Regions from separate parts of the Mus musculus genome. Here region 1 is linked to region 2. The links are chromatin loops, found by intact Hi-C in ENCODE. Cell type or tissue: heart. All regions are shown on one strand.

Region 1 (2,500 bases), 110 kb before region 2:
AACCTAGGACATATGTAAGAGCAGCAAGTGCTCTTAGGATGAACCATCACTCCAGCTCAGTTCCCCAGTGCTTCTAAAAACTAGAATTTTGGTGTGGGAAAATGGTGTTGTGTGACACTGGGGAGATAGAAACATGTCTGCTCAGCCCAGAAAGAGAGTCCATGGCAGAGAGGCTAAGCATGCCATTGACCTCTGACCTGAGATGGCTGAGTTTATTGCCCTTCCTTACAGGGGTGTGGATGTGATGGTTTGGGTGAGAATGGCTCCCTACGAGCTCAGATGTTTGAGTCTCCAGTTGTTAGGACTGCTTGGAAAGGATTTGAAGGTGGGCCTTTATTGGAGGAGGTGTGTCACTGGGGATGGGCTTTGAGGCTTCAAAAGCCCAGTGCCTTCTGAGTTAGCTCTGCCTCATACTATTGGGTAATGCTGTAATCTCGCGGCTACTGAGTACCATATGTCTGTTGCTGTGCTCCTTGTCACGATGGTCATGGGCTGTAAGTTCCCAGTAAACTTTCTTTCAGCAATGGAAAAGTGACTAAGACAATGTGTGAACATAGAGACTGTAGTGTAGGATGACTTAGCACTCACACAGTGCTGCACTACTGATGGCTGCGTGCTGTACTTACCCTACAGTAGCAATGCTTGCCTTTGACCCTCAGTGTTCCAGTGCTGATCCTCTCTTCTGTGTGAGCTGCTCTACTGTCTTTCTGTGAGTTTCCTCTTTGAGATTCCATATGTAAGTGACATCGTACAGTCTTTTCTTTCAGTCTGGCTAATTTCACTTAGCATAACACCTCCTTGCTCAACCATGTTTCTCTCCTTCCTTCCTTCCTTCCTTCCTTCCTTCCTTCCTTCCTTCCTTCCTTCCTTCCTTCCTTCCTTCCTCTGTGTGTGTGTGTGTGTGTGTGTGTGTGTGTGTGAACAATGTAGTAGATCTATTTAATGGAGTTGTCCATGAAGATGAAATTCTTATACATGGATGAATTTATAAGAGTGCTACTTAAAAGAAGGCCAATAAAAAAGGTGTCATTTATCTGAAATGTCCTTAGCAGATTAATGATTGCTTGGGCTGGAAGTAACTGCTGAAGTGTTGCCTGCCACATGGCTTCTTTTTTGATTGGAGAGAGTATTGGAAGCAAGTGTTGATCATTAGCTGAAGCAGTTGATATGCTAAACAATAACCCAAACAACAAACACTACTGAATTATAGAGGAGTTGTTTGGGTTTTAGAGACAATATATCATTAAGTTGCCCAGGCTGGTGTAGCCCAGGTTGGCATTGAACCTAACTCTGTAACACAGATTGACCTTGAACTTACGATTCTGCCCCAGCCTCCAAAGTGGCTGTGATTAAGGCTTTTCTGCACACGGCTCAGCAGTAGCCCAGGGTAGCATTTAGACCCAAGGTGCAAAAGGCCATCTTGTCCGTGCTTGTGGTACCTTGTCTGCTACTCACCACCAGAGGGCAGGATTGCTGAGTAGAAGTGATTGGGTAGGTGGTAATAATCTGTGGGGTACCTGTATTATGTTTTAGTCATGATATAAAAGAACTTTCAAAATTGAGGCTAAATAGAGACATCTGGGCCCTCTGTGCCTTGTGAGTGAAGTACACACATACTGTGAAGTACTTTCGCTTTCAGATAAACCAGAAACTTGTCAAGAGTTTGGATGTGATTGGTTACAAGGATTCATGGGAGACCGAGGAACAAGTTAAACATCACCATGAGGATGCAGTCAGAAAATAAAGGCTGGAAAGAGAGGAGAAATAACTCTATTTTAAAAACGTAAACATAAAGAACAGTAAAGGGAAGGAAAACCTTTGGTTTATAGCTCCGTAAATAATGCATCTGGTTGGGCGCAGTGGCACTCCTTTAGTCCCAAAACTCAGAAGTCAGAGGCTGCTGGGTCTCAGAGTTTGAGGAGAATCTGGTCTGCAGGGTGAGTTCCAGGTCAGCCAGAGCTGTATACTGAAATGTTAATATATGTATATGTTTATGTAGTATATTATGCTAAAGATAAAACCTTAGGCTATTTATGAATGAGAACATAAATTTTTTACATTAAGTACTTTATTATTAATAGGACTTCTTGTTTTTATTGTTGTTGTTACTCTATTAGAGCTAGTATTGATCTCAGAATTTATATATCTATCTTCCCAAGGTCAAATATGAAGTAGCAACAGCATATTATCAAGAGATGAGTGTCATTCAGTATTTTAAAAAATTCTCTCCTGGGAAGAATTTAACAATGAATTATCTTTGATAGACCATGTTAAAAGTAGATTTGCTAATAGCTAGCTGTTCCTGGGAATGATCTATAAGATAGTAGCTCTTATTATCTCCTTTCTTAATGTGAAGAAACAGGCGCCAAGAAGCCAATGAATTTGCCCATAGACACACACAGTTGATTTGTGGTAGCGCTGTGATTCATACTAAAATTTTAGAGTGCTTCATTAATAGGGTTGATTCTAATTCACAAAAATATGTCATGTAAAGCAATGT
Region 2 (2,500 bases):
CTCAGAACCACCTGTAATGTGACTCAAGTTCCAGGTGATCCGATGGCCCTGCCTCTGTGACATGTGCACATGCCTCCATTCCACCCCATATAATTTTTAAAGGACATTTTACACTAGCTTATAGATCCTGTATTAATTGTTATGATACATGGGTTGCTGCGACAAGACGGCTGTTCTCCCACAGATGGGGAAGTTAAGAGTGGAGACAGCTCACCCAAGGTCACACAGCCAGCAAGTGGCAGAGTTTAGGGTTTCTCTTACCCCGGCACCTGTCACCATTATTCTTAGAGATGAGAAGTCACTTGGACACATAGCACGCACTCCAGTTCAGATTGCCAGCTTCCCTCTGGGTTGTTTCCGACAGGTGCATTGTGACCCTCTGGGCATTTCAATGATGGTCCCCCCCGCCCCCGGCTTTTATTTCTGTCCTGGAATTTGCAGCCTTGACTCATGAGGAATGCATTCGGGAGCATTCAGGTTTAGGGAGACAGACATTCTTCTTCAGCGACAGAAGAGGAAGAAAAGGAAGAAGCAGAGAGAGCTCAGCTGAAGGGGAGGAATTGTTCTAGCAGGGGTGGGAGTCAGAGCCACTTCCCTCTGACCTGAAAGGCTGGGGGCTCCCCTCTGCCTCCTGTCTTGGGTCGAAGTAATTCTGCAGGTCAACCAGTTGCAATGCCAGCTTTTGTGAAAAGTCTCCTGAAATCTATCTAACTTGTTTGAATGTCATTTTCCTGTCTAGAAAACGGAGATGGTGATGTTGTCTTCTGCACTGGGCCAAAGAGGATTTAAGAGAGTAATTCACTAGCTGAAGCAATTTGATTTTCTACTGAGAGGTTCTATGCATGTATAAATGGTCACATATCAGTGATATTTACATATCAGTGACATGTAAATGACACATACAAATCATTATCAATTTTAAATTATCGATAACATTATCAATTATCAGTACATATCCGCTATATATATATATATATATAAATGATAATAAAATATCAGTCAAAATTTCAAAGATCTTAGTGATTAGCACAAGAGAACTTTAAGAAAACATTGGACATGTTGTAGCTATGACAAAAAGTAGATTCGAGAGAAGGAATGTCTAAGACCAGCACGTAAAAACAGTAGAACCAGCCTCCTTTTTTCAGGAAGTGACTCCATTTTGACAAAGTCTTGGGCAATATGACGTTGGACACAGAAACCCAGGAGACCTGAGTCTATACTGAGACCTGAAGTCATGTGCCTATGAGGAACCCTGGACGGTCATCTCCTGCTGCCCTCTGCTGGTCATGGGTGATTCCTGCATCTTGAGAGGAGGTTAGAGAGAACCTGTGTGCCACCACCCTTCCTGGCCCTCTCTTGCCTCTTCTTTTCCCATCCACAGTGGTCCCACTGAGGCTTGGCCTACAGCCTTCAAAGTGTCACTTTCTCTGCAGCATACCTAAAGGTCCCCCAGTTCTCCCTAAGTTCTTATAAACTGGCAGAGAATGCTGAGATGCTCAGGAGTAAAGAACCAGCGAGAGAGCTTTCCTGGAGAGCGTTTGTTCTAAAGAGTAAACATTTGTTTTAATGATTTAACAAAGCAAGTAAAGTCTGGCTTAGCAGTGCATGCCTATAACCCCAGCATTTCGGAGACTGAGGCAGAGGGATTGCGCTAAACTCAAGGCTACTTGGCTACATAATGCGTTCTAGGCCAAGCTTTGTCTAAAGTGAGACCATGAGACCATGTCAATAAACAAAAGTCAGAGGAAGTGAAATGCAGGCTAGCCTCAAACTCACAGAGATCCACCCGCCTTTGCCTCCTGAGTGCTGGGATTAAAGGCGTGCGCCACTGTGCCCAATGGCCCTCCTCTTTAAGAAGGAATCAAGCTTTTAGGGATGAAATCTTTTTATTTCTTTCGTGGTAATTCTGGAAGAAAATTTCAAAAAAAGTTTTACTTTTTTTTTGGTATGAGATTGATTTTATTTTACTTGAAAATGAAAAGCTGAAATTACTGGTTTTATAAAAAGTTTAAAAAATGTAGTTTTTGCTCATACAAATATAGGCAGCCAAAGGTAGGGGTGGTAACTCCAGGTACATCACTGGGGTCGTTCTACCTTTCTATGTGGGGGTAGATATGGGCAATATCCGTTGTATATGTAAGTAAATTTTTCAATAATGAATAAAAGATGAAAAACATATTGAATGAAAAAATTAGAGATAAACAATTCACAAATTTCAAATTGACACTGTTCTTAGTAGCATAATAAAATCTCCTGCTGGCCTGCCACCCAGGAGGGGAATTGCTCCTTTGTCCAGTGTATCAATTCTGTATGGTCCCTGCCCACTGGATACATAGTAGCCATCTCTTTGTCAGATCAACCGCCCACATCCCGTGGTACATGCATTTAAGTATCTCTCCCACACTAGCCTAAAGCTATGCTAATTTCATCTTTAGGCTCTGTATCCTCTCACATTGCTGGAAGAAGAGTGAATACAAACTGCAATTCAGTAATCAGGGCT

Evidence for each region. Peaks named below come from ENCODE experiments on the same cell type or tissue, not always from the same donor. Only the 100,000 strongest peaks of a DNase experiment are listed, where the experiment ranks them.
Region 1: it touches region 2 in a loop (8-fold over the local background); 34 of 42 quality-filtered maps call a loop at or near these places.

The regions. Positions count from the first base shown.
Region 1 is chr5:65,822,356-65,824,855 of GRCm38, forward strand. All of the region lies in intron 18 of N4bp2 (NEDD4 binding protein 2), which reads left to right. Among named protein-coding and RNA genes, the nearest start is that of Gm3521, 35 kb to the right of the region's middle. In heart, a CTCF peak has its summit at 1,452 (motif pointing right); no DNase peak of the experiment used is centred here.
Region 2 is chr5:65,936,944-65,939,443 of GRCm38, forward strand. It overlaps a transcript of Chrna9 not described here. Among named protein-coding and RNA genes, the nearest start is that of 4930480C01Rik, 13 kb to the right of the region's middle. In heart, a CTCF peak has its summit at 1,286 (motif pointing left); a DNase peak (open chromatin) is centred at 1,268; H3K27ac peaks cover 626 bases.